3 separate regions of the Mus musculus genome follow, and regions 1 and 3 are each linked to region 2. The links are chromatin loops, found by intact Hi-C in ENCODE. Cell type or tissue: heart. All regions are shown on one strand. Links, peaks and the distances in the headings refer to the core of each region. The heading gives the core; the rest is flanking DNA. Region 1 overlaps Mgat4a (mannoside acetylglucosaminyltransferase 4, isoenzyme A). Region 2 overlaps Cracdl (capping protein inhibiting regulator of actin like). Region 3 holds the start of Gm39627 (a long non-coding RNA gene).

Region 1 (9,982 bases), core at 1,274-9,273, 120 kb before region 2:
CCCACACACCCTGGAGAGTATCCTGGTCTACAGACACTGAGATTATACAGTGAATGCCATTGTTAGCCACAAGAACTGTGGCAATTTGTAAAGCATATAAATTTATATATGCTACTAAAAAACAACTATTGACGTTTACTATGAAGTTGTCCATAAAGACAGTTTTAGAATGTTAATTTCCAGTTGAAGGATTTTTATGAGATCAAGAAATCTATAAAAGACACACTTTCTGTTCTTGCTATGTACCATTAAAGGCCAAGTGTTATAAACAATAATTCTCTAGCAAGCAGAAGGCACAAAAGGGTGAAGTCCTTGGAACCCAGGCAACAACAGATTGATGTCTCTGAATGTCTCTTTACCTCATCTGTTCTATATGGGGACTAGAAAAGGTACCAACAGGTGCACAAAAAAAGCAACCAAAAAAAGTCCACAGGGCTGGAGAGATGCTCGGCAGTTAGGAACACTTGCTGCTCTTATAGAGGACCAGAGTTCGGTTCTCAGCACCCGTGTCAGATGGCTAACAATCACCTAGAACTCCATTCTTGAGTGTGAGAAGGAAAAAGCTTTGTTCTCATGAACAGAATACATGATAAAGCAGATAGATGGGTCTCACCTCTGGGATGATGGACTATTTAAGACTGTCTTGCTAGCAAATATCCTCTCTATAAAGACCCCCTCCATCTCTACCCTAAGCTGGCTTTGAAGAAACAAGAAGCTGAACTTCAAGGCCCAAAGGACCTGATACCCTCTTCTGGCCTCTGCTGGTGCAACATCCATGAACGGAGGGGGGTAGGGGAGAGGGAGGAGGAGGGGCAGGGGCACTGGGGAGGGAGATGTCGGGCTCACTACAGTCAAGGGCTATGTATAAGGCTACATGCCACACAGGAAGCTCAGATGAGTACTATTCTACTCTAGCCACACACACCTCAAGCAGAATCCGAGTCCCATTCTTCCTATCCCATCAATTACAGCCAAATCTAAAGTTCCACTGTGACACAAGGTCCTGGTCACATGAACATGCAGGATATACTTCATACAACTCAGCGTTGAAGGCTTTTACCCTACTCCAGCAGTAGATCTCCCCAATGAGGGGGTCAGCGGAGACCACATGGAAGGATAACTTCTTCTGGTCAGGAGTGTCCACAGAGGCCATCTGGAGTAGTGCCTACCTCCCTGCCTACACAGGTCTGTCTCCCTGCTGAGAATCAAAGGCCATGTCAGGTTCCCAGATTCCCACCCACCCATCCCTACCTGGGAATAAGGAGCCTGGGTACAGCTCTCAGAAACTCCTTGGGTCTCGTATATCCGAGGCTGGCACTACAGTGGTATAGCAGTGCTTAGTGTGAGGTCTCAAACCCAGGACAAATGCTAAGGTACTTATTACCATATCTGAGCAGACTCTGGCCTCAGCTTCTCCCTGCATCCCTCACAGTCTCTACCCTTGTATTGTAACTGGCACACCCCATCCCCTTCTCTAATCTTCTGCCACCAGGGACAGAGCTGGTTTGCCCTTCCCCCAGTGGCTCTTCCCTATATAATCCAGCCATTTTGGCTACTCTGGCCCTTTCTATCTCTTGGCCTCTTTGTCTTCTCCTCTTCCTCCCCTCCCCTGCCCCTTCACATGGCATAGCTCGGTCTGCTGGTCATGTCCACCCTGGACTCTTCCAGATGCCTCTGGCTGTCTTCTCCCTCGTATATACAATGAGCCTTCTCCTCCACCATACTCAGGAGTAATCGCATTCTCCTTTTATTTTTTTTTTCCATTCACCTAGCACCCCTCGTCCATTTGCCTCCCTCACTCCAACCCTTCAGTCCCCATGTACTCTGGAATCCACTGGCTGACCTTGATGCCCTGCCAACTTTCTCCTCTACAAAGATGCAGCTACAAACCCTTAAAAGGCTCCTGCCGATCTCTCTGAAAGACCTCCAGTGTTATCTGAGACCATCCCTTGCTGCATCATGATCAAATTTGTAGGCCATCCTCCCAGCCAAACCGTCTCCATCTTCAGTTTTGTTGGGGCTGATCCCCCCACCACCACCACCACCAAAATCATCCCAGCTGGGCCTGATGATCATCCCTCACAATGGAGGGGACAGCAAGGAAGGGTCATGAGACTATCCAGTCACCCCTTGCAGTAGTACATAATTCTGCCCTAATTTCACAGGGTCTGGGAGAGTAAGGAGGCATAAGGAGAGTGTGGTATAACTACACTACAAGCAGACTTTCCAATGTGGCTGCTTTAATGTCACTTCCACTCCTGTCCATAACCCCTGACCCACTGTTCTGTAAGGAAGCCTATGCATTCACTGGTTCCCTTAGGTGACCTCTGAGAACGGTACCTTAGAAGGAGGACCTTAGGACCTTAGGGAAGGAACTTTGGCAGCAGCATTGCACCCAACCCATCCTTCTTCCTTCGTTTCCTGAAACTTGGTCTACCTCTGAGCCTCCTGGTGGATCTTGGAAGCCTACTTGGAAGATGGTTGGAACACCTGCTGACAAAACCTCACAGTTAAGTAGGGGAAAGAGCTAGGTCTCATTATGTTATAGTGCCTTAGATACAAAGTAGCTAGACAGAGAACAAAGGTCTGAAGAGCTTCACAGCCACGCAGCAGGGGGTTGTCTCAGCAAATCCAGAAAGAGGCTAGAGGAAACAGGTGCAGCCTGCAAGAACTGAACTGCAGTAGAATTGTACAGGGCACACCTAGGCCCTCTAGCAGGAGGTCCGACAACATAAACAAAGGGTTGCAAGTCCATCACAGATTTAATACCCAAGGCTGTTGTGGGGTGGGAGGATAATAGTTAAACCACACGGCTCATAGAATTAACTCAGGTACAAGCAGCCTCTTAAGAGTTTCACACCAGTTTGCAGATGCCAGCATAGGGCTAGCCATGCAGGTGGCCTTTCTGATGACAAGTCCCAGGGGTCAACTATGCCAGCTCTTTTCTGTACACTAGGAATTCTGCTAGTACTTCTCCACTTAGCCCCAAACGTCAACAACAAAGGCAGATCAGCTTAGATTCTCTTCGATTCTTTTTAAACTGTGAGAAAGTGATCAAGGTCAAGACACATAGCTCAGGGGTTCAGTGCTAGCTTAGCATGCATGAGGCCCTAGGTTCAATCCCCAGTGCTAACAAAAGAAACTGATCAATCATTTATGGAGAATGTATCAAATATTACATAGCTAAACTATGATTGTATTAATAGAATACTGCATACCAAGTAAACTTATGACACAGGAGACAACTATCCTACAGTAAACAATAAAAGTAAGTTATGTGCCTAGTATGATGGTCATTTTAAAGATGATACAGGGCAGGCAAGGTGGCTTGCTACCAAGCCTGAGGACCTGAGTTCAATTCCTAAGACCTACATGATGGAAGGAAAGAACCAACTCCTCCAAGTTGTCCTGACCTCCATACACACACACACCATTTATTATTATTATTATTATTATTATTATTATTATTACTATTAATACAAGGGTCTTTGTGTAGATAGTTCTCACATGGTTTTGTTGTGTGCTAAGCGAGTTTGTGTGGAGGCTGGAGATCAATGCTGGGTGCCTTCTCTATTGCTCTTCATCTTATAGGCAAAGCTCAGCATTGTGACTAGACTAGCTGGTCAACTCCCCCCCACCCCCACCGTGAGCCTACTGTCTCCACTACCACCAGGATTACCAAAAGGAAAAAGGCAGCTTTTTGCATATGTACTGGGGGGGGGGGGGTTCAGAACCGAAGGTCTCATGGTTATGTAGCTAAGGCTTACCCCACCACCCCAGCCTACAGTGCTCAGACTTTTGTTCTCAAAATAATCAGTGAGCCTTAAAGAGCTTTTATATGAATTATACCAATATTCATATTAGTAATTCATGTTAGGATCTATCAAAAATACATGCTATAAAATTCAGGAGGACACTTTGAAAACACCAGCAAAGCTGGGCATGGTGATGCCTGCCCCACACCTGGAAGGCTAACACAGAAGGGTTATGAGTCTGAGTGTAGTCTGAGCTACGCAGTGATGCCCTTTCTCAATAACACAGAACAAAGCAAACAAGAAAAAGAGTATCATGCTTTATCCAATCTCATGCATGTCTGGCTTAGCAGAAAACAACTCTCACAACTACGCCTGCTCCTTTACAACACTGGAGCAGGCCCCTCGCTTACTACTATGAAATCGTCTCATACTTGTAAGCCTCCCGAACAGGCTAGAGGTCTTGTTTTCTTCTAGATTACATTTTGAGACCCACTAGTACAGAAAAATGAAAGCCAAAGGTTGCAAATGCTGCCGCAGATTCCTCTCGCTGGCCTTTAAAACCCCCAGGCATTTGCATCCCACTAAGCAGCCAGTCCTCCTCCTGTCTCTGTGCTGTCGGAGATGAGATGCCTTTATCCAGACAGTCACCGTCCACTGGGTCTACAGCTGGACAACTGCTCCTATCTCCAAGATCTACTTGGCAGTCTTTCTGAAGTAGCACCAAAAAGCCAGTTAGCTAATGTTCTGTAATAACCCAATGTTCTCAATTTAGTCTCCTCTAATATGTCACCCATGAATAATTTCCTTTCAGAGTTAAGAATACACGCAGCATAGATTCCAGACAACCTGGAGCACAGCACATGCCTGAACAGCTTTCCAACCTGGAAAAATTCGATTAGGAGACTGTTTTAGGAAATGGCTGCCAGCCAGCTAAGCTGAAGGGAAAATAATAGCATTCCCAGGCCAAGGGGCCCAACTGTCAACGTTAATACATAAACAAGACAGGCTGCTGGCCAACTTGGCAGAGCCCAGGTCCACACTCTGGCCCCTCTTAGGACTTGTTTTGAAACCAGGTTCTCACTTATAATGCCTAACTACCCTTTTCACATACACAGGCAGCGTGGCCACAGCAGTGATCTCATGGGCTGGGTTTTCAGAGCCCCTTACAAAAGCTGCTCTTCACAGCACCTGATGAGACAGGGGTGCCTGGCTTCTGGCAAAAAGGCAAGTGGAGACTCACAAATCCTCTCTCCATGAAAGCAACTACAAGGCTGGTTAAGAGTCAAAAACGGCCATTTCAGTTACACTGGAAGTAAACCAGAGACGGTTCAGACTGGCAAGTGTTCACTCATTTAAAAAAAAAAAAAGAAGCCTGGATTTGGAGTCTAAAGAACAGCACAAAGCCTCCCGCACCTTCTTGCTGAAGCTACCCTTATCCCTCCCCAGTTCTGCCATGTCAGAAGGTCAGCAAGGGGTGGGGAGGCAGGCCTTGGAAACTAACTTCCCTGATCCCCCAAAGGGTTCATCTGATGCCCAGTGTTGCCAGTGCACTTAGCAATTGACAGGCAGAACAAAGACTAGCCCCAGGCTCTTGCTGCATTTGGAGTGGGCAATGGGCTGGCAGACCAGCCAAACACTCAACAGGAGTCCCCAGAAGACAGCTCTGCAAGGTTTCAAATGCTCTTTACAAATGCCAAGTTGACCAGAGGCTATGAGCATGCACAGCAGCAACCGGAGCCAGTCTAAGCTATGCACATACACACCTGGCCAATAGAACCTGCACACACACGGAGAAGAGTTAGCACAACAGCCAGAGGGAATCCATGCTGGGACAGATGGGGGCAGGGTGTGTGTGTGTGTGTGTGTGTGTGTGTGTGTGTGTAGCCCAGAAGGCAGCTGTCCACTTGGCCCCACAACTGAGAAGTCTTACAGTACTGGATTGAGCTGAACCCCACACTATGTGGACACCAGTGTGAGTATAACTGATGTGATCATAAAAAGAGAAGGAGCTATATGTTCTGGCGGGGAGTGTGGGGAGGGGGTGCCTAGGCAGGCCCATGCCAAGCATCCACTCCCCCTGAGAGACCAGCCACACGATGGTATAGTATAGAATAGAGTTTATTTAGGGCATAAGGAGGGGAATTAAGAGTGTAGTAGAGGCAGAGAAAGGCAGAGAGAGGGAGAGAGTAGAGAAGTAGAGGCCGGGCATGACCACATGGGGACGGGGGTGGGGATGGGGAAAGGGGAGGCAAGAGTAAGAGAGATAAGAGAGTAAGAGAAAGAGGAAGGGCCAAGCAGCCCCTCTTATAGTGGGCCAAGCCTACCTGGCTGTTGCCAGGTAACTGTGGGGCAGAGCATACCTGGCTGCTGCCAGGGAACTGTGGGGATGGAGTTTAGACAGAATACCAACAATAACCCCTCCAAGACGGCATAAGTTTAACAAGAAAGGCAAAAACTAAAACCCAACTACAAAGGCTCTCAGATACAGCGGGCAACACAGACTTTGAGATTTAGTCCAGTCCCAATCCAAGTACTAAACAACTGAGCTAACAAGATCACTAGCACCTTCAAGGGTATTAAGTAAGACTCTTGTTTGCATCAATGTATGGAGTACTCTATACATTGTATACAATGTATACAACATTCATTAGACTAATAGAGGAAAAAAAAATAGTATGACCTGGGCCCGCAGGAAAGCTCAGCTGGCAAAGCACTTGCAGCCAAGCCTGACTATCTGAGTTCGATTCCTGAGACTCGAAAGTGAAAAGAAAAGTGTTCTCTGACTTCCACAGACACAGCACAGCACAGCACAGCACATGCACACACCCCAAAAGAAGACATGAAAAATAATTTAATTGTGACCTAAGCTGGTTGAGGTATAAGAAGCAACCAATAGAAATGGTCTTGCGGGGGCTACAAAATTTTGAGTTTAACAGACAGACTTCAAGACTTCTACTGTCAATATGCTTTAAAACAAAATAAAACTATGCCAGGTGGTAGTGGTGCATACCTTTAATCCCAGCACAGAGGCAGGTGAATCTCTGAGTTCGAGGCCAACCTGGTCTCCAGAGTGAGTTCCAGGACAGCCAGGGTGACAGAGAAACCCTATCTTGGAAACAAACAAACAAACAAACAAAAACCTAAATAAAATTACATGTAAAGAATGGGAGCAGTGGACGAAGCGGACTCAAAGGAGAGGGACAATAAAGAAAGGTGGGACAAAATGGAGACCCGAGTTGCCACAGTACCTAAAGTGGAAACTCACCAGAGAGGGTCAACCACAGACTTCAGACAGATGGACAGAAAAGCCACGGATGCGGATCAGAGAATAGACGATCCAACCCGAGGAGCCAGTGGAAAAACAGAGCAAAGAAACTGAACAGAGTTTCCTAATGAGTTAGGACCAACTGTGCCCGGAGGAGAAATGATGGGAAGGGTGGGGGGGATGGGCAGGGAAAGTGGGACGGAGGGAAGAAATACATGAATACGTTTCTACAAAGCAATAGAGTTCTACAACAGGGCTATTTCCTTAACTTAAGAAAAAGAAAACACACACACACAAAGCCAGGTAGTGGTGGCGCACACCCTTAATCCCAGTACTTGGGAGGCAGAGACAGATGGATTTCTGAGTTCCAGGCCAGCCTGGCCTACAGAGTGAGTTCCAGGACAGCCAGGGCTACACAGAGAAACCCTGTCTCTAAAAAGCCGGAAGGAAGGAAGGAAGGAAGGAAGGAAGGAAGGAAGGAAGGAAGGAAGGAAGGAGAGAGAGAGAGAGAGAGAGAGAGAGAGAGAGAGAGAGAGAGAGAGAAACCCACACTTACAAAAAAGCCCTACGGTTGAGCCTACACTCACACTAAAAACGGAATGGTTTAATGCTGCACTAGAGGCCTCACGAGGGCAACAAGACAAGACAAAGAAAGGCTACACAGATGTCGAAGGAAGAAACAGCCACAAGATCTTCTGGGACTAAAATATAATTTGAACAAAGCTGCTGGGTAGAGGTAACTATATAAATGAGCTATACAGACATGTGTGGGAGGGGTATGGCTGGGGCAATTGGTTTCCTGTATTGCAGCAATGAACAACCAGAATTTTTAAAAAATGGTATTATCTTAGAGAGCACACGCACACATGTGCATGCACACACACACACACACACACACACACACACACAGATACAAACCTAACAATGTATATATGGAAAAACTTCATGATTATTCTGAAACAAAGACACAAATATTCAGATATTTCAGGGTATTAGCTCTTCCCAACTTAATCCATACAGAAATACCAGTAAAACCAAAAGTGAGTTTCATAGTTATCATCATACACATAAAATCTAGGATGAGATAACAATGAATACATGTTTGATTGGATGTCAGAGGTCAATTAAACCACATGACACAACCAAGCATTCATTGTTTTTTTTTTTAATACACTATCAATAAACTGGGAACTTCCTACATCTATGAGAGGCGGTTCCTCAAATGATAAAAAAAAATGCCTATAACTTTTAAAAGATCTGCACTGAAATTAATCACACCGGACCTCTTAGGAACAAAGCAAGTCTGTCTATTCTGTCACTTCTACCCATTATGCTGTTTCTAGCTAGTACAGAAAAGACAAAGAACAAAGAACATAAGTAAGGAGAAGCTTTAGAAGTTTCTAGAGCTAGCGATGTAGCTGAGAATCGGTGACAGAGCACAACTGTTCAGCACGTGCAAGGTTCATAGTTCAAACCTCGGCGCAACAAGAACAAAAGATGCTAAGAGCAGATGGGTCATATACAATGAATATAGGACTCACCTTAATAATCACCAAAAGACACTGCACACAGTCTTCCAAGTAGTCAGAGGACATCTAAGCTAGGGCGTGTGCATGCCTGTATCCCCAGTGCCCTCGGGAGACTGATACACAAGGATCCTGAGTTCACAGCAAGTCTTCCAGAGGATGCAAGTTCACAGCACCCAGGTCAGGCAGCTCACAGCTATTCTCATCCCCAGCTCCATAGGATCAGAGGTCCCTGGCCTCTGGCTTCTGCTGGCACCTGGATGAACTCACCTGCCTATGTGCACACTATACACAGTTTACAATTATACACACACAGAGGGCTTAATTTAAAAAGCATACAACATGGGGCTAGGGAGATGGCTCAGCGGACAAAGCACATGCCATACAAGGATGAGGAGCTGAGCTCAGATACAAAAATAAAGGCAGCACACTGGGATGCGGTGTAAGATTGAAACAGGCAAATCCCCAGAAGCTCACAGGCTTGCTAGCCCGGCTTATCAAACAGTAAACAACAACAAAACAAAAGATCCTGCCTGAAATGAGTCTGAAGGTGAGTCCTTAAGGTTGTCTGCTGACCTCCAGGTGCACAAAGGAGCACATGTGTGCACATGCGTGTACACACACACACACACACAGAAGGCAGGAGGGGGGAGTTACCACTCAACAAGCAGTAAGCTTTCCCTTGAAGGCTCTTGATCTCCTGTCTAGGAGAACTGCGCTTACCAGCGGTGCCAGAAGAAAACAATAGGGAAATAATGAGCATCAGGTCAGGGCCCCTAAGAGCACAGGGAGAAAGAGCAGAGAGGTCCCAACATGCCAGCTAGGGGGACAGGACCAGGGGATGAATGCCGTAGACATGGTTACAGCAGGAGCGAAGGTGGCCATCAGCATGCAGTGATATTAGATATTCCCGGATCCCGAGAACTTAGAAGCTGAGCTGGGCCCTGAGGGTTGAGATCCGGAGCCTCTGGACTATGAGCACAACTCATCTGCCTTCACCTGTCACCTGCCACCATCAGCAGCACCCCTTGCAACAGCACCTTCCTCTGAGCACCCCTTCTCTGCATCCAGTTTCCTGGCTTTCCTTGGTGCTGATGCCCTCTCACTGCAGGGTGAGCTCAGTCCTGTCTGCCATTCTGCCAATGCCACCCCTCCTTGCCCTGCTTTATCGGCCTTCCAAGACCACCCTGCTTTCTCAGGGGTTTTCTGACTCTCCCTGCCAAATATCCCTTTTCTCCTGCCTCAGCCCCCACCACACCACACCGGCTCCATTTACTCTTAGTGCCCACTTCTATCTGATAGAAGATCCCAGTCTTAGCTGCTCCACTGTTACCTGCCCCTCGCCATCTCCGAAAGTGGCTCTATGGCAGTGAGGATATCCCCTGTCTCACTTTGCACACCGACACCAGGACCTAGCGTCCCAGCACCTAGCATGC
Region 2 (9,982 bases), core at 782-8,781:
ATGTGGCCCAGCAGTGAGACATCAGGGTTCAGGTCACAGGAAGCATGGAGCCCCCTGTCAGCCTCTTATCTGGCAAACTTTGTTCATTGGAAAGGGTCTTTACAGCCTCACGAGGAGTCTGGCTTTCGGCTACCATATGGTGAGCTACAGGCATGTTACTAGTTTACACCTCAGCGGGGAGGAACTAGCAGTCAGCAGTGAGCAAATGCGTTGCCAGGTGACAGAAGGAAGACTGAGAGAATACCCTAAGATGCCTGCCCCACTGAATACAGTGAGCCTCTTCTTGGAGTGGGTGTCGGCAGGCTGTCCTGCAAAGCACAGATGCTATGCTATAGTGCATGCAGCTCAGGTGTGTGATGTCTTAGTCAGGGTTTCTATTGTGGCAACGAACCATCACCAAAAGCAAGTTGGGGAGGGGAGGGTTTATTTGGCTAATGCTTCCACAGCTAATTATCAAAGGAAGTCAGTTCAGGAACTCAAATGGGGGCAGGAACTTGGAGGCAGGAGCTGATGCAGAGGCCAGGGAGGGGTGCTGCTTACTGGGTTGCTCCTCATGGCTTGCACAGTCTGCTTTCTTATAGAACCCAGGACGACCAGCCCAGGGATGGCACCACCCACAATGGGCTGGGCCCTCCCCCATTGATCACTAATTGAGAAAATGCTTTACAGCTGGATCTCATGGAGGCATTTCCTCAACTGAGGCTCCTTCCTCTCTGATGACTCTAGCTTGTGTCAAGTTGACACAAAACCAACTAGTACAAAAGAGAGAGAATCTGGGATCCATCCTCTAGGTTCCAAGAACAACCCACCATCTCTAAACAACCATGCAAACAAAGATAATAATAATAATTATTATCTGCATGTCTCTATTGGAACACTGGACCTAAATATTAGTGTCCGGTTAACATTTTTGTTTGTTTGCTTTTTGAGCTAAAGTCTCTCTATGTAGCCCTGGTTGTCCTGGAACTCAGTCTATAGACCAGGCTGGCCTTGAACTCACAGAGCTCCATCTGCCTCCTCCTGGAATGAAAGCCGTGCACCCACCATTCCCAAACGTTGGCTTCCCACGATGAAAGCAGATTTGGTATACTACCCAATAACTGGTACAACCTCAGAGTTCATCTTAAAATAAAAAGTCAGAACCATTGGAATAAAAAAGTTAGGTAAGTGTGGCCCCTGCACAAGTGACCCCCACTTGGCTAATTAAAATTTGTGCACTGCAGTGGTGATCGGGTTTGGAGTTGAACTCTGTCTTCAACAAATGAAGCTGCTCCCCGAAACCCCACCCCGCCCCACCCAATGCAGCCAATTGCAGATAGAACCAGCTACTGTAAGTCAGAGACTGGAGTCCAAGGCTCAAGAGATAGAGGAAGGAGGGTAAAGTCAAAAATGAACCAGCAGGTAGCTCCTCACAGGTATCGCCTCACAAACAGAGCCTGACACACAGCCATATCTAATTCTGAAAAGGGACAATGCAATTGTACACAAGAGTGTTTTAAGTTGCTAACGGGCATAGTTTTATTCCACAGAGTAAGGCAACCTTCCCCATCATCCAGGCCTTCTTGAAGTTGGAGAGCAGGTGTGGGTTGGTAGCCTCTGGCCCCAGAGCCTACTCTTACTGTGACCAGAGATAGGTTTCCCTGAGGCCAGATTCTGGGAGTCATACTCTAGGCAGCTCCATGGGAGTTGCCAACCCCTAGAGCTGACTTAAAATCAGCCACACCACAGTCCTGATTTTCCATTACTAATATTCTGGGTGCTCACAACTACAAGAAAGAACAAGCTCGTGTCTGGGAAGAGGGAACTCTATGTACCTAAGTTGAGTGGTTACCGAATACAATTCCAAACAGCCCAGAAGTGGTAACTCTACAGTTACATTGTAAACAACGCCCTGGCAGGGCCAGGGTTGAACGGGATCCAAGGATGCCCAGCTATCAAACACCAACTCTGTTTTTACTTGTTTTTCAAGGATCAATATCATTTGGATCATTCCCATTTGCCCTTCGCTTGGCTTACTAATATGGAGAAAATGGCCATCCTGTTTGTCTTCTATATATGTGTACATTAACATTCTTACCACAAACAAAAGTAGCCCATGAACATGCTGGGGTGTTTCTTTGTGAAATGGAGTCTATGGGGGTACAACAGTTGGGATCACTTCCTGCAGTGGCTGAGGTCAGACACTGCTGGTCAGACTCCCTGGGCTGCCTTTACCCTGAGGGCTTCATGTGACTCGCCCAAACCAACAGGTTTCTGCGGTCAGGACTCAGGAACAGGGCTGAATATAATTCAGTGTTTACTCTTCTCTTTGTGCTCTGGCCACTGCCATGGGAGGGGAGATGCAGAGGAGAGGGAGCCCCTGCCCTTCTTTTCTGGGTCTGGGCATCTGCTCAGACAAGAAAGATAAGGCACAGAGCAGATGGCATCAGACTGACCACACAACCGCACAAAACGGCAGCGCAGTCTCCCTCACTCAAGAGACCTTGCTGGAAGACATGGAGGGTCCTCCAGAGTTCTATCAATGCTTAGTGTCAGGAGTGGATGGAAATATTCAAGGGCACAGACTGTACTCGCCTTTATAGTTGTGCCTGGACCCACATCGTGCAGCAGGGACATCTCTGGGGGGCTGCGGGGCAGTCCGTCATCCTCAGAACTCATGCCGGTTTCCTCTGCCCGCTTGATAGGAAGGCCTCCTGGAGGCGGTGGCCCCATCTTCACGTTACATTGTATCTTTAACTAGATTGAGGGAATAGTAACCATTCTTAGTGTTTTCATCAACAATAGCTAGCAACAAATCTTCCTGCTCTGATTCATTCATTCAGGAAATAACTTCAGCACCCTAGCACAGTGCCCTGACCTGAATGTCTGTCCCCAGCTCCCTCACCACTGTCCTTATTCTTTAGGCAGTCACCAACAGTGAGTCAGAATGTGACTAACTTGCATGCCTGAGACCCGTGAAGAACCTGTGACCCGACTTTCAACTGTATAAAATGCTAAGCTGAGATCACTTAGAAACTTCTAGATTAACACTGGACAGACACCCAGTGAGAGTGCCAAGCGAACCCTTACCTGCAAAGCCTTGATCCGGTCGCACACATTTTCTTGGGAGAACACCCGCACGGGCCGAGCAGGGTCCTGTCCCGATTCAGGAAAGAAAATACTGTCGTGGGAGAGGGCCCGGCTGCCCATAGTACCCCTGGACTCCCTAGGATAAAAAGAGCCACTGTGAGCTTCCACCACCTCCATCTGCCCCTGATCCTAGGGACTCAGAGTGAGAGAAGGGATAAATTAATGTGATCCCCCCAAAGCCCTCTGTCACACACAGTTAGCAGTTGCTTCTCTGTCCCTTTCACCGTCAAACACTAGTCAGAACCTACAAAAGGGGCATTTTCCTAAGAGATGTGAAGCTTGTGGATTATTTTGATTAGTGGAAAAAAACCGAAAGTTTGGAGGCGTGAGGTCCGAGTCACTAGCCTGTGGAGAGGAAAGTCTGGTGCTGGCTGGGTCCTGTGGGAATCTGTCTCAGGTGCCCTGGGAATGTGAGGCTGTGGGCTGAGGGCTAAGCTAACGTGGGGCCCATAAGCTGGAGGCTGGAGGCACAGCAGCATCTCCCCAAGATGGTCCAGACCATAGACACAAGAACTGCAGGCCTGTAGAGATGCTCTCTGCATGGATGATCTGGCATGGTTTGTGTATCCCACAACTGTGCTGTGACCGGAAGAGTGGAAGCCCGGCTGACGTCTAAGGACCTGACTCAAAGAAAGTCCCAGGACATTCATAAAATGCTCTCAGAGGATATGGGAATTAGCCGTCAGAACTCCCTAGCCTGCTGAATAATAGGTGGAAGGAGGTGGCTGAGACATTCAGTTAAGGAAGGAAAGCGGCCTCTGCATGCACTGGACATCTTGTGTGCACCAGCCCCACCCTGTCCTCCTTGGGCATCCTGTCTTCTATGAGGCACTGGGGACTTGAAGGTGTGGCCTGTCCTACTGCATATCCAACTGTGTTGTAATACTATATGTATGTGTGCATTGTGTGTGTGTGTGTGCGTGCGCGCACTCACCAGGAAAGTATTCTTCCATTGAGCATCCCAGCTCAATGGTGTTTCCTTTCTAGCCTGCAAGTGGAAATCCAGAGTGCCTGGAAGGGTGTATCTTCACAGACACTCAGAAGGACTCAGCCCACAGAGCACACGCTCCAAATGCCAAGGACATGCATGCACTTAGATTTTCTTCCTACAGTCAACAGCCTGGGTCCACCCTCTGGAATCCCTAACTACTGCCCAAACATCTCCAGTCCAGGTGTAACTGGCGTGTGCTTACCAGAACACACGGGACAGAAGAATGTGGCACATCAGTTGGGCAGAGCAGTGGGAACATGCAGACATGCTGAGCAAGTACTATGCCTGCTAATGGTTTTTAAAATAAAAACTGATACAGTGGCAGATACACGAATGTGGTTTAAGTGGGAAGGAAAGAACTGGATAGGGAGACAGTGTGAAAGGTAACAACAGTTACAATTTTGTCTTTGGAAATATACAGTGTGTTACCCAACAAGACACAAAGTCCATCCAAGAGGGAAATCTCTAAGACTAGGGGGGGAAAGCCTAATTTTACAGCAGACACAATGGCATATCATGGCACAGTACTGGGGAGTGAGAGGCAGGAGGATCGCTGTGGAAATGGGGAAAGAGAAGTCACTGTTACAGGAAGAAAGCAGAAAGCAATTTCATCACAAGCCAAGCTTTTCCGTGTAACAGGAAACAGGATACAGGGAAATAAAGCAAGAAGTTTCATCTCCCCTGGAATGAAACTGCTCAGAATTCTCTCAGAAATAAACCTATTTCCTAGTCCTACCCAGTAGTGGTCTAGAAGACACTATAGCTGAGTAGCCATCCTGGCCACCACACCCATGCCGTGATCTCCAAGGCAAGTTCTCTCTGACAGGAAGGAAACACAGCTTGTGAAAAAGATCCAAGCCAGGAAGCATACAGCACTGAACTGGGACGTCTCCCTGTGCAGGAAAGCAAGGAACCTTTCAGCAATGGCTGGGCTCACGACCAAAGAGAGGGAAGCTAATCAGAAGGAAGTCTTCACATCGCAAGATGAGACAATGAATAAAGACTGTTATGGACTAAGGCACACCAAATATATTCGAAATCAGAGTGTTTGGGGTCGATGTGTATGGAGCTGGGTTGGTAGAGTGCCCAGCTAATATGCACAAAGCCCAATGTTCCTTCTGGAGTACCGCATGGGATTGGGTGTGGTGGCTTACACTTATAATCCCAACACTCTGAAGATGGAGGGATGGTTGAAGTGCAGGGTTGTCCTTGACTATACAGTGAATTTGAGGCCAGTCTAGGTTACATAGAATTCTGTGTAAATAAAGCAAAATTTAAAAAATTTAAAAAATACAATGTTCACAATGATCTTTTAGAGGGAAAAAAAAACTTTTTTTTTTTTTTTTGGTCACAGTTAGGTGTGGCAGTGTCAGGGACTACTCTGGGAGCAGACACCACTCGAACACCAACCAAGCATTAGTTTGTTTTCCCTGAACAGCTTGTACTTCAGGCTCTCATGAAGTTGACAAAGGAAAGCTATTTTAAAAAAAATTTTAGATTTATTTAATTTACACACATGTGAGGGTTTGCCTACATAGATGGATAGCACATGCATGCCTGGTGCCTGAGGAGATCAGAGGACATCGGATCTCTTGGAACTGAAGTTACAGATGGCTATGAGCCACCATGAAGGTGTTAGGAACTGAACCCAGATCTTCTTCAAGAGTAACAAGTGCTCTTAACTGCTGAGCCATCTCTCCTGCTCCTGATAAAGGAAAGTTCTTCATAGAAGAAACCCAGCAATGTGTAAAATGAACAGAGGAATTAGAAACCCACAGTTTTTGCACTGAGGAAATGGACCATCTACATGTTAAGGGCATCAGATACAAACCGGGGAGTAATGACAGCGACCACTCAGGATTAAGATTGATAGAATAGGGCTGGGGAGATAGGTGGTCTGCTCTTCCAGGGGTCCTGAGTTCAATCCCTAGCAAACACATGGTGCTCACGACCATCTGTAATGGGATCTGGTGCCCCCTTCTGGCCTGCAGGTGTACATGCAGGCAGAACACAGTACAGAATAAATAAATCTGCCTTTTGATACAGGGGCAGGCCACACATCTCTCCAAGCTCAACGTCTAGGCCTTTAGAGCAGCAGTTCTCAACCTTCCTAACCCTGAGATGTTTTAATACATTGTGGTATTCCCCAATTGTAAAATTATTTTTTGTTGCTACTTCACAACTGTAATTTTGCTACTGTTATGAATTACAATGTGAATATCTGATATGCAGGATATCTGCTATGTGACGCCCAAAGGGGTAGAGCCCCACAGGTTGAGAACCGATCATCTAGATCACTATGAGCCAATATAGAATCAGGAGAACAAAGGCTGTAGCTCCAGTGTACTGAGGGCAGATGCAGAGAGCAGGGTGTTCTGTAGGCAAAGGGACCCAGGGGGCTGTCACTGACGAAGCCAGCACCAGGACACCCCAGCACAGGCCATCTGCCTGTGACCTTGCAGAAGTTGCTGCAGAGTCTGATGACAGATTCTCACAGAAACTAAAGAAACTGTCTGTTCGTCAGTGTTGACCTGGAAAAAGTCATCGTTCCCTCTAGAACCTCATTGTACCGGGTCTCTAATCACCTTTAAATTTTAAATTTTTTCTTTCTCTTTTTTGTTTGTTTTTTTTTGTTGTTTTGTTTTGTTTTGTTTTTTGAGACAGGTTTTCTCTGTGTAGCCCCGGCTGTCCTGGAACTCACTTTGTAGACCAGGCTGGCCTTGAACTCAGAAATTCGCCTGCCTCTGCCTCCCGAGTGCTGGGATTAAAGGCATGCGCCACCAAGCCCGGCTAAATTTTTTCTTTTTTCTTTTATCCTGAATCAATCATTCAATCTCTCTCTCTCTCTCTCTCTCTCTCTCTCTCTCTCTCTCTCTCTCTCTCTCTCTCACACACACACACACACACACACACACACACACACACACACACACACGGTGGTGGTGGGGTGCACGAGAGCACAGGTGCCTGTAATTACAGTCCGGCGCTGGAGTTAGACAGCTGTGAGCCACCTGGTGTAGGTGCTGAGAACTGAACTCAGGCACTCTGTAGAAGGGTGTGCAATCCTAACTGCTGAGCTGTCTGTCTCTCCACCGGCACCCCCACCATCTTTCTTTCATTAACTAACGTCAATCATGTTCTTACTGTGTGCTAGTCACAGACAGATATCAAGGGCCCTGTCCCACTTTCCTTGGGTTCCTATGAAAAGGAACACGTATGGGTTGCATCCCCAGAGCCTGGTCCTCTAGCTACGTTCCTGTTTGTGGCTAGAGAGATTACTTCCTGGCTTGTTTTTTAAACACAAGGAGATGGGGGTAGGATTAGAGTTTCCCTGGGCTAGCCAGAACTGCCCCTTCCCCAACAACTTTGCAGTCATACAAGGCATCTACCACCCCCACCACCCCCTTCTACTTCAAGCTAGCTTGGGGGGGGGGGGGAGGCGGGGGGGGGGTGGGGGGCAGGACCACTGGTTCTCCAGCTTCAGTCTTACAGCTCCACCAAGTGGCCAGTGTAACTTCTCTGCCTCTAGAGCGATATCCTCCTGGCTAGCATTTTACCCTGACATGAGAGTTGATGTTTAAAAGATATTTCAAGCTTCCTCCTCTTCTCTTCAGTCCAAAATACAACCTTGTGAGACACACAGCTGTATTGTGATGAATTACAAGTTACAAAATAAAAGTATTGTTCCCCCAGAGCTGCCTGAGTGTCCATCCCCAGTGGATCTGAATTAGTTAGGTCCAGACAAAAAGCCATAGCCTTGTTATCCACAGGCCTTGCTCTAGAGAATGAGCCCTTACTTAATCATCGTTCAAGTCCAGAGATGTGTGTTCCTGGTACTGTGTCCCAGGTCTTAGGGCATTCTTGGATAATTTAAACCAGGGTCCGTGTCCCAGTCCTGCCTTTCTGTGAGATTCTGGGCAGCCTACCTGGTCGCTTTTGGCTGATTTTGCTGATTTCTGTTATGGTTCAAATCTTTTGCAGCTACTTTGCTCTTAAAAAAAAAAAAAAACTGTATCTCTGGGTGCACACATGCCACAGTACCCAGGTATGCGTCAGAGGCAAGCTCCGATGGCAGTCCTTTCCTTCCAGCTTGTTTGGGACAGGTCCTTTGTTATTCAGCTCACCCCCCAACCCCAGGCAAGCTTCACCACCCCCAACCCCAGGCCAGCTCGCACCCCTTCCCCAAACCCCAGGCCAGCTCGTCCATGAGCTTCTGGAGCAAGGCCTGCTTCTGCCTCCCGTGTTGTTTCAGGAGCTCTGGAATTACAGACCTACACAGAACCATCTTCCCAGGCATAGCTGTGAACTTCTTTCTGTATATTTTTTAGATTTATTTATTTTATGTATATGAGTACACTGTCGCTATCTTCAGACACACCAGAAGAGGGCATAGGACCCCATTACAGATGGTTGTGAGCCACCATGTGGTTGCTGGGAATTGAACTCAGGACCTCTGGAAGAGCAGTCAGTGCTCTTAACTGCTGAGCCATCTCTCCAGCCTGTGAACTTATTTTTTTTTAAAAGAGTTTATAAAGTTTTATTTTATGCTTTTGAGTGATTTGCCTGCATGTACATACATGTGTCATACATGTAGACTCTCAGAGGCGTCAGAGAGCTCAGAATTAGAGTTACAGATGGTTCAGCCATCATGTGGGTGCTGGGAAGCAAATCACAGTTCTCTGCAAGTGCCCTTAACCACTGAACCATCTCTCCAGCCCCAATTACCGTGACCTTTTAAACGGTTCCCACACCCAGCAGGTAGCAAGTACACAACCAGCTTTCCCCCACCTTTCTCCATCCCTGTGCTTGGAAAAGCTAATAGACACACCATGCACTAAGAGACTCCCAAGGCTCTCACATCACCCAGGTGGGGAGGAAGCTCAGAAACAGACAAGATCCTAAGGCACTGAAGATAAGAGCTCCGGACACCTCCTGTGCCCGGTGTCCCCCTCCTCTTGAGGCTCACAAGCCAGACGCACATGAGAGCAACTTACTCCAGCTCATCTTCAGAGTCATACACGGGCCCCGACTCCTCAACGGCAATGACCTCGCTCTTGGCCGGATTTTGCTTCCAGGCGCTGTTTCCTGTGGGTGAGGGGGATTCCTTTCTCTTCTTCTTCCCAAACAGCTTCTTAAAAGTTTTAAATTTCGACTTTTTCTTTCCTATTCAGATGACAAGAAGAAAGATTAGCGGTGCAGGTGTGCGAGGGACGCAGGTGAGCAGAAACCAGGGGCTCAGAATACTACAGACACGACATATAAGGTCTGCAGCCCTGAAACAAATATTGGTTTCTATCTTTAAAAAAATAATTAAAAAATGCATGTGTATAGATGTGTGTCTATTTGTGTACTTCATGCATGCACTCCCCAAAGAGATGCTGAGAGAGCACCAGATCCCAGGAACTGGAGCTACAAGGTGGGTGTAAGCTGCCACGTGAGTGCTGGGACTCGAATGTGGGTCCTTTGGAAGCGTGGCCGGGGCTCTTAGCCTCTGAACCATCTCTCCAACTAGAAAATGAACCAAGAACTCTGCTCACAAACAAGAATCCAAATCCAAGCAACCCTCCTCTCACCAGGTACCACGTTCTTTGAATCTCTGCAATATGCATCGTAAATACTTCATACACAACGTACACATAACGTCAGAGGAGGTGAAAGCTGTGTGATAATCCAAGTTGTTTTTCCTAATATGTTACTTTTTAAGGATTTATTTTATTTTTAAAATTGCGTGCTGGGGTGGGTATGTAAGAAGAATGAGCAAATAATTGTGGCTGTTGCTCCAGTGGTAAGGTCAGAGTGTGCTCCTCCGATGTCACCTTCATTCCTGCCCACAAGGCCTCTTAGGCCAGAAACCCATGACTG
Region 3 (9,982 bases), core at 1,387-9,386, 130 kb before region 2:
CTGGGCGCCTCTCAGATGTGGTACACAGACATAATGCAGACAAAAACATCCATATCAAACCCACAAAAATACATCACATCATAGATAAAATTAAACTTGAATTCCACGTGAGAAGAATCAGTAAGTTACAATACCCTATTCCACTCCAGCAAGCAGCAGCCCTTTGAAGGATGCTGTCAGTCACGGTGTGATGCCTGTCCTAGATAGTCAGCAGGATCAAAGGCCCTAACACAGTCTGTCCTGTGACTCAGTCGTTTCCTCTCCATGATTTTAGCTTTCACTCGTTCCACAAATACCTAATTGCTTTCTGTCTTGTTCCAGAAATGGTGTGTTTGGAAATCGCCTGCCATCAAAACATAATCTAATGAAGATCACAAGGGCTGCCAGAAATGTAACCAAACGCTTCGCAAAAATGTCTCTCACAGAGCTGTGATTTGGAAGGGCAAAAGTGACCCAGGAAAACATTCATTTGCTAATTATAGAAGGAAATGCTTCATTTGCTGTGGTCTATGATTAGCACATTAGCTAGAAAAGTATTTCAGTTGGTGTGGGGAGTACACACGGCTAATCCTAAGCACTTGCAAGGCTGAATCGGGAGGCTCACAAGTCTGAGGCCAGCCTGGGCTACATAAGTTACTTCTTGAACAGCCTGTGCCATAGAGTAAAATCTTAGACCATTAAAATAAAATTTTAATGCAAATAGTATTTTGAAGAATAATGACGTCAGACACTGTGGTGTGCACCTTTTATCCCAGCCCTCTAATGCCCAAGGGAGGTGGATCTCTGTGAGTTCCAGCCCTGTCTGGTCCACATAGCAAGTTCCAGGGCAGCCAGAGCTACAGAGCAAATCATTGGCTTAAAAACCAAACAAACAAAATGACAAGGTAAAAATGCTCAATAGTATAATTTCAAGGAGTAAACATTTGTTTTAAAAAGACTAAAATGAAACAAACAAACAAAAAAAAGAGTTCACAGAAATCCCTGGGCGATTTCCTTTCAGCTGCATCGGCCTGTAATTGTAAATGCTACATAGTGACAAAATACACCAGCATCCTCAGTAGGAGAGGGAGAAACACAAAACTTTAACACTGAGGGCCAGTGTTGATACCAAGATGAAAGGCATCCCTGCCTGGCTCTGTTTAGAGACCATGAAACTGAGTCTAAAGCACCGATGTAGAAGGAGCCCCGGAGCCCAGGACACTGGTATAAAAACAGGGAACAACTCGATCAGGAGAGGCAGGACACCAGTGACCAGAATCCCCAAGGAGGGAATACTCAGATACTTTCCAGGTATGCACTGTAACCCAGGCTTCTTCCCTAGTATCACTCAGATGCAAGAACAAGGACTGTTCAAGCAGCTTACAGATTCCCCAGGAGCCATCTAAGATCAAGCATTGGTTATATCATAAGCATGCTGAAATAAAAGTTAAAATTTATTTATTTTACAACATTTATTCGTGTGCATGTGTGTATATGTTTGTAGGTCAGAGGACAATGTGGGAAGGGATTCAGCCTGTACACCGTGTGGGACCTGGGAATTGAACTAGGGTTGTTAGGCTTGGCATCAAGCTGATGTGACCCACTGAGCCATCTCGCTGACCCCAAAATTAAAATTGAATCCCATGTGACCGCTTTGAAAAGATACAGGCTCTTCGCTACGACTGATAAAAATGTATGCGACTGAAATGTAACAGTGCATATCAAAATCATATCCAGCAATGAATAAAAGTGCATTTATAATCCACCAGAATGGCAAATGTTAAGATCTTTCTTCCTGAAAAGGGCAACATGTGCTGGCTGCTAAACTATTCACAAACCTCGCAGGTCCTGTTCCATACAAATCTGTGAACACGTACACCTTTTAAAGTACCTGAGATTGTACTCAGAGCTGTCTTACTTCCATTAGTCTCTGCTCCAGCTCTGCGGAACTGCTGGACAATGGTGTTTAGCTCCGAGGAGCGCTGAGATATCCTATGCTCGGCCACTCGAAGACGCTCTTTTAGAGCAAGGAATTCTCGTTGATAAGCAATTAGTTTTTCTAGAGGAAAAATGAAAAAAGAAACGATTAGTATCCTTTGTCTTTTAGTATATGTATTTAAAATAAAATAATACACTGTTCCACCTTACGGTAGGAGGCTAGGCATGCCTCCTGGAGGGGAAGGCAGTACTGCCGTTTTCCCAAACCAATTATAATTTCTAACTGTCCCTCTTCACCCCTCATCAAAGAAGTTTCTTGTGGTAACAGAAGTAAACTATTATAGTCAAATATGCTCAAAATACAAAGAACAAATGACAGCGGTCAAAACGATGGTGAGAGCCAGTGGAGAAGAGAACCTGCTGCTAATGTCTTCTAAATGTGACAAGGAGGCTTGTACCCGCGAAATCTCAATTATATGGCTGTCGAAATGAAGCCAACATAATGAGAGACTACCAGTTGAAGTACCAATGTGCACGGGGTTAATTTTACAAGATCCTACACCCCTAGATAAATAACTATACGCAGCCAATGGCTAAGGAGCGAGGCCGGATCAGTTCTCTCCAGGGATGAAATCCATGACAGGTTATCCAACCCCAGACAGTCAGCCCTAAGTACAGGGACGGAATTACAAGTGCACAGAGGTCCTTGTGCTCACACATAAGCACTAGGGGAAATCAGGAATGTTAGAAACACGGGTCGTCTCTTCAAAGGGAGGGAGATGCGGACAACCTGTTTTCCACCCAGAAGCTGGGAGCAGACTTGCACAATAGCCTGGTAATCTTTTCTGTGTGGCCAGCCCATATTAGATCCTCCTCTAGACTCTTATCTTGAGTTTGTCTCAGTCAATCTGTAGTATGACAGTCTCCCTCCCACCCTGCTTTATCTTGAATGTGCTCCCTATTAATCTACAGAACCTACCTTTATGGAAGGTGCCATGTGAACTTTACACCCCCCACCCTGCTTTATCTTGAATTTGCTCCCTATTAATCTACAGAACCTACCTTTATGGAAGATGCCATGTGAACTTTACACCCCCCCACCCTGCTTTATCTTGAATTTGCTCCCTATTAATCTACAGAACCTACCTTTATGGAAGATGCCATGTGAACTTTACAAAGAGTTCAAGGTTGTCATGGCCTCAGGCTTTGTTATGCACATGAGAATGGGTTCATTACCACCAGGTCTTAGTCAGAGGTTTACTGCTGTGGACAGACCCCATGACCAAGCCAACTCTTATAAGGACAACATTTAATTGGGGCTGGCAAGTAGGTTCAGAAAGATAGTCCATTATCAGCAAGGTGGGAGCATGGCAGCATCCAGGTAGGCATGGTGCAGGAAGAGCTAAGAGTTCTTCTACCTGGCTTCCAGGCAGATAGGATCTTAAAGCCCACACCCACAGCAACACACTTCATCCAACAAGATCATAACTTCAAATAGTGCCACTCTGTGGGCTAAACATATTCAAACCACCATACCCCAGGAAACTTTTTCCAAATTATGTGTGATAAATACGCCTTTAAAAAAGCTACCTGAGGTAAGACACTCAAAGTTTGTAACACCACCACCTTGAATCAGGTTGAACTAAACTGCCTTCTTTCCTCCCTCAGATGGTTATGCCACTGACCATGGTGGTCACAGAGACCCCGGAACCCTTCCATGTGAGCAACAGCAAATGGACTCAGCCGGCTACATGGTCATGCATATAAACATGTACATAAGACATGTAACGGCGAGAGTGAAAGAGGAGGAGGTCGTGAATGTTGGAGGGAGTTAAGGATGACACAGGAGGTATTAGAAGAAAGGGGTGGGGGTGTGAAAAGGATACAGTATCGTGCATAAAATTCTAAAAAAAAAACTTAATTCAATATAAAAATTATCTGTATACAAGCACTTTCAAAACTTAAAGATGTATACTTGTAAAAAAAAAAAGCTAACAGAACTTCAGGAACAGATAGATACATTTAGTCAATACCTTGCAAGAAAATACTCACTGCACTAGAAATGAAAGTCAAAATGGGTTCTTGTTTGTTGGACAACAACGCCCCCAACTAATTCTGCTCTTAGTAACCATAAGAATGTAAACACTATACCGCAGCACACAGAGAAGCCCTGTCTGAAAGAAGAGGAAGACACACTCTGTAAAGCTGGGGCTAAGACCAGGGAAGGCACTGTCCACTGTTCCTCCTTCAGGTATACACAGCAAACTCTCAGGACGTCTGGGAGAGGGTAATGAGCTGGCACAAGTCCAGCCCCCTCCTCCCGTCCCGCTTCCAACACCAAGAGGCAAAGCCACATGAACTGCTGTATCCCCTTCTCGAGCCTGATGCAGGAGGACACAAATAAGACAGCACTGTGTCCAGGAAAGTCTTGTAAGAAAGTTCACACTGTGTCCTGTTTACTGACGTGAGTGAAGGTGACGCAGTTTATCCGTACTCTGCATTTCTTGCGTAGGCACCTCTCTGTGTAAACTCCTAAGAAAACAAACGCCAAGACACCATTTATAAACACAAAACGAGAAAAATCTAAACAGGGTGATGGGAGCCGAGTTCCTGGCTTCTCAGAAGACCGGAGCAGGAGGCACACTGGAGGCCAGGAATTCAGTCTGACACCAGAGCAAGACCTCAGCTCAAAAGCAGAACCATGAACAATAATGTGGAATGATTATCACAGGAGGCAAGATTTATGAACAACAACTACTGATGTTAGTTGGAGGGTTAGGGGAACGACAGAAATCACCTCTTATCCCTGAATGGGAAGAGCCAGGCTTGTGAAACAATTTCCCTCTAACCTAAATAACACCGCAGGTCAACACTTATCAAAATGACAACTGGGGAAGGAAGGCGTATGTGCGGTCTAAAATGTATCTGGAACAATAGCACTTTTAAAGTATCTGGAAAACAACCTGGAGAGTGTGGTCTGATATCAGATCCTATCCTCAGGGTACAGATGTGGGGTCCCTGAGTCTAGAGACTGTAGACAAGCAGGAGCAGCCACATAACTGGCCAGCTCAGCAAGCTGACCACTCTCCACATAAGCAAGCAGAGTAACACCACTCCCCCAAGGCCCAGGCAGTGCCTAGACACTGGTTTTTGAATACCAGTTAGCACTCAAAGGAACTAGAACTCATTGGAGAAAAATAACTTCAAGGTGGTAATATTAAATCACACCAAAAAAGCTAGTGGTGTAGCTCAGTGGATAAAGGCACTTGATGCCCAAGCATGGAGATGGATCCAAGTTTAAGTCCCAGAACCCAAGTAACGGTGGAAGGAAAGAATCAACTTCACAAAGTTGTCCTCTGGCTTCCACAGGCAAACTGGCCTCCACAGTGCCCACGCATACACACAATAATACTTACTGGTTTTAGGACATTGACAAAAAAAAGATACAAAACTACATAAGAAACTCTCACTAGCTACCTGGGGTAATTTAAGTAACAAAACTAAACTATTGATGGTAACAGATTATAACCCATTGAATAAAACTAGAATCAAGGAGCTCATACCAGTAATAGACTATTATAACCTCTCAGATGAGGGCAGAGGGCCTTACAGGAGAACGCCGGTTACTAACAGTCAAAGGGATGACCAGCAGCAGAGGGTAGTAACTGAGTCAGGTAAGAATCAAACATGGAAACTCTAACTACCAGATGCAACTCTGGTAAGAAATGAGGTATTTACATCATCTCAAAGAATCTCCCCACCAACTACTCATTTTACACAGGAAAAATGCTAATTGGAGAGTGGAGAAACTTGGCAGCCATCTCTTAAGTTCACATTGGCAATAACAGGACTGCTACCAGCACCTCCCGAGATCCACCAAGAACAAGGCTCATTACACGGTGCTCCTGCCAAGACCACATAATCTCAGTCTAATCTGGAGGAAACAGAAGACTCCACAAAACCGAGACAATGCACGAAGCAAAGAGCATGAACCTCAAACGATGTGGAAGGTCAGCAAGATGAAGATCCAGGAGACGCCCAAGATTAAACGACAGGGAGGCTAAACGCTAGAACAGGAGCATAGCCCCGAATGGATCCTGAAGGAGATTACAGAGACCAAACTAAGATGGTATCAGGACCATTGTCAGGAAACCATACAAGGGTTGGGGAGGCGGTGCTCATGCCTTTTAGAAAATCAGCATTCTAAATCACTGTCTGAACGCAGCTCTCAGTCCAAAGTCTATGGTGAGGAAAGGCTTCAGGTCGGCAGGCCCCGCTTTGCGTCTGAATCCACCCTTCCATACCAAGGAGTCTCCCACATTATATTTGATGCTGATGCAGAGAGCCAAGAACTTTCTAGAAGTTCTTAGAACATCCTTAGAATTTTTCCTACTTATATGTCCTAGAAACTTAGTTCAAACTTTTAATAAACACAAAAACTCCTCCAAATGTTTCTACAATCCCCGTTTTCAGCATCTAGTGAAAGCCCTGTATCTGTCTTGTTTTCAACCATTTGCACTGTGTCACAGACCACGGCAGGAAGCTAAGGGTGTCTCATGCTGCCCTCTTCCTAAGTGGGCACCTGGTTCTGCTTACAGTTTTGTTTCCCTTATCGGTGGGATATAAAGTGTAAAAAATCCAAAGCATGATATTGTTGATGCTCGATCCTTTTGTGGAAATGACAATTTTCTGGGGTTTAATAATTTAAAGTAAGTTTTAGACCCACTCTAGGAAAGAAAGCCTGATGCATCATATAAATGGACAGCAGTGTGTAAGCCAAAAATAGAAAAGAAATTTTTTTTTTTAAGAAACAGAACCTTCTATTTAACAGGATAAAGAGGCTTACTAGTGAACTTTGTGAATGTTAAAGTTAACAAAAATGATACCCATTGTAAATGAGCTAAATATCTAATAAAAAATGGAAAAAAAAAAGAAAAAAAATGATACCCATATGTTTGTTTTGGTTTTGTCTTTAAGAAGTTAAGATTTATGGAACTAAAATTCTGCTTGGAAAGAATGTTAGTTACTTGCTTTGTCCCTGAATGACAAGTAAAATAAAATAAAATAAAATAAAGGAGGACATGGCTGTTCCCAAAGTACAGAGAGTTTTATTGTAGATACAAGGGAGATTCCAGGCTGACTATGGCCCCAGACTAAACTGAACTGTGAGAGGAGTGAGAGGGAGGGAGAGCAAGAGAGGAGCCAGGGAACAAGAGGGGGCAGCCTGGGCTAAGAGCCAGCCTGGGTAAAGTAGCCAAAATGGCCGGGTTCTATAGGGATCAGGCTGGGGGAGGGAAGTGGAAGCCTAGCCCCTGGGAGTGGAGGCTGGAGTGAGGGGGGCGTGCTGGGAGGAGGTTCTGAGGCATGCTGGGAGAGCCCCCAGGTACTGAGACCAGCCTCGGGGATGAGACCAAAAAGTCCCGACTCTCTATGTCCTACCTGGCACTCTGCACAGACACACAGACACACAGAGAGATGAACGACTCAGAAACACCACTCTTAAGCTTATAGGCTTAATTTTCAGGAACCCACTCTGAATTAACTCTGAGAGATAATTATATATTAATTATATTTCACTTTATTAGAAAAGAATTCGCACATGGTGGTTCTTACACAGCTGACTAAAAAACTTAAAGACAGGCCTCTGGAAGAAACTGGAGGCAACTTCCCACCGACAAAGTTCTAAAACAGGCTGAGGGAAGGGGAGGGAGCAGAGGGAGAGGGGAGGGGGAGGGGAGAAAGGAAGAGGGGAGGAGGAGGGAGAGGAGGAGGAGAAGAAAGAAGAGGAGGAAGAGGAGGTGAGAATAGAGACCCAAGGTTCCAAAGGCAGTTTGGGGAGCTAAAGCACACTGTAAGAGAATCTCAAATGAAAAGAGTAAATATGTATATTTAACAGCCCTCCAGAGCTGCTTTGTCTAAAGACTCCTCACAGGCCCACAACACAACTAGGAGAAAGACGAAACCTGACCTCCCGCACCCCCCCCCCACTCTGATCAGATTCCAATTTGATCCCACCTCTGTCTAAAGACCAATGATGCTTTTCTCTTCAACACTGAAGGTTGTCCCACACGGGCACCCCACTCTGAGTTGGAGGAATGGCATGCTTCGCACAACAGACCAACCTCGATAAGGGTCTTTATGCAAACAGCAAGCTCACACTCTGGAGGAGAATAAACTTAGAAAAACCAGATTGGTCCAATTTAAGCAATAACAGTACTAACGACTTCAGACGACCTTGGGGGACCCCATCTTGGCCAGAACTGCTCTAATTGTGCATGTTCCAGCTCCCTGCCCAGTCCTCCTCTATTTAAACCCACATCCCATGCGGAAACCCTGATGAGGACCTTGGGGTCACTAGACCCTTTATCTGTTTCTCTTCCCAGTGTGGCCGCTGATGTTTTGTTTTGTTTCTCCTTTCTGCCCTTCAATTTTTACTGGCATATCCTGGAAGGGCCTACCGGCCAAGCAGGCAGGCTGTTAGAGGAAAGGGAGTCCTGACTTTTGCCCTAAAAGTCCAGTTACAAACAATCTCTACCAAGAACAGACAGGCAAACGCTCATAAAAATACCAGCTGTCTCCACTTCCTCAACATTAACCTCCATGTGAGACAGCTGGAAGGGCTGTTACATCCAGAATCGCAGACTCTTCTCTCCAGAAATGCTAGTTCTCTAGGCGACAGGGGAGGCCTGAGATCTGCTGAGGTTTTCCCTGTCATGTGGAAGCTGGAAGGCCACAGACCATCCATCCACTCAGAAGAGGCCAACATTGTCCTAGAACTTAGACCCAAGAAGCCCGGCGTTTATGGCGTTAGCTCTTCCCTAAACTCCTTCTTTACCTCCTTCCTGTTGCCCACAGGAACACACAGGCAGAAACTAACTAAACATATCGGGCCACAAAGCACAAGATGGCGCAAGAGGTGCTTGGAGACTATGTGGTACACAGCTATGTCAAAGGTGTCGTCTAAGTGTTCTGCTGAGTTACCCCGGGGGACACCCAGAGGACCCATCACATCAAGAGGAACTCTGAAAAGGCCCGCTCAAGCTCACAGGGAAAAGTAGGGCTCGTAAGTGCATGTGATCAGACTTTCTTTTCTTCTTTCTTTCTTTCTTCCTTTCTTTTTAGATTTATTTATTTATGTATATGAGTACACCTTAGGTGTCTTCAGACACACCAGAAGAGAGCATCAGATCCCATTACAGATGGTTGTGAGCCACCATGTGGTTGCTGGGAATTGAACTCAGGACCTATTGGGGAGCAGTCAGTGCTCTTAACCGCTGAGCTCTCTCTCTCCACTTTCTAAACATAAAACAAGGAATGCGATTAATTCATTTCCGATTTCTCTATACCTCAGAACAAGATCCTTATTAGCGTGTGTAATGACCAGAAAAGCTCGGGAACACAACTGCTCTCTCTCACGCTCGCTCTCTCTCTCTCTCTCTCTCTCTCCCTCCCTCCCTCCCTCCCTCCCTCTCTCTCTCTCTCTCTCTCTCTCTCTCTCTCTCTCTCTCTCTCCAGCACCTCTTAGCACATCGTTAACGGGGTTATTTCAAAACTGCATTTGGGTACAGGTTTGACGAAAAAGGAAACCGAGTGCATTGTATGGCGCTACAAGACTAATTTCCTTAGAAGTACATTCTTAATCCGAACAGATTTGCTCATCTTCCTAGGAGAAGAGGCAGTATCTTTTTCGTAATTTCATTTAAAGACCTAAATTCCATTATCATAGTGAAATTAGAAGGGGGGAGAGTTGTATAACTTAGGAGGGTACTTATTTTAGTAGACTTAGCTTCTTTACAAAGAGAGAGAGACAGAGACAGACAGTGTGGAGCTGAAGAGATGGCTCAGTGGTTGAGAGCACAGAGATCTTCCCAGCACCCACCTAACAGCCTACAATTATCTGTAATTCCCATCTATTTACTGAAAATGCCTGTTTCTAGTTGTGGTGTGGCTCAGCCTTCCGGCTGGAATAGAGACATGTACTTAGTACACACCTTTAATCCCAAACAATGAAGGTAAAGTTAGTTTATAGAAGGAAGCAGTCATGTTTGGAAGTGATATCTGATTG

The links. Hi-C counts contacts between places; a loop is a spot of excess contacts. Peaks named below come from ENCODE experiments on the same cell type or tissue, not always from the same donor. Only the 100,000 strongest peaks of a DNase experiment are listed, where the experiment ranks them.
Region 1: a loop joins it to region 2, with 6 times the contacts of the local background. A loop is called at or near these places in 3 of 42 quality-filtered maps.
Region 3: it touches region 2 in a loop (6-fold over the local background); 3 of 42 quality-filtered maps call a loop at or near these places.

The regions. Positions count from the first base shown.
Region 1 is chr1:37,507,775-37,517,756 of GRCm38, forward strand. All of the region lies in intron 2 of Mgat4a (mannoside acetylglucosaminyltransferase 4, isoenzyme A), which reads right to left. Among named protein-coding and RNA genes, the nearest start is that of Gm39627, 9.2 kb to the left of the region's middle. In heart, for the core only: no CTCF peak of the experiment used is centred there; DNase peaks (open chromatin) are centred at 2,538, 4,697, 5,397 and 5,797.
Region 2 is chr1:37,628,747-37,638,728 of GRCm38, forward strand. Cracdl (capping protein inhibiting regulator of actin like) reads right to left here. Exons shown (of 10, transcript NM_028096.1): 3 at 9,115-9,283; 4 at 3,070-3,205; 5 at 2,575-2,736. Among named protein-coding and RNA genes, the nearest start is that of 4930556I23Rik, 19 kb to the left of the region's middle. In heart, for the core only: CTCF peaks have their summits at 6,103 (motif pointing left) and 7,629 (motif pointing left); DNase peaks (open chromatin) are centred at 3,885 and 4,955; H3K27me3 peaks cover 1,216 bases.
Region 3 is chr1:37,496,703-37,506,684 of GRCm38, forward strand. It overlaps Mgat4a (mannoside acetylglucosaminyltransferase 4, isoenzyme A), which reads right to left. Exons shown (of 16, transcript NM_173870.3): 3 at 1,871-2,038. Gm39627 (a long non-coding RNA gene) reads right to left here and starts at 6,858. Exons shown (of 2, transcript XR_001778883.2): 1 at 3,064-6,858; 2 at 2,335-2,979. In heart, for the core only: a CTCF peak has its summit at 8,815 (motif pointing right); DNase peaks (open chromatin) are centred at 4,219, 5,859 and 8,409.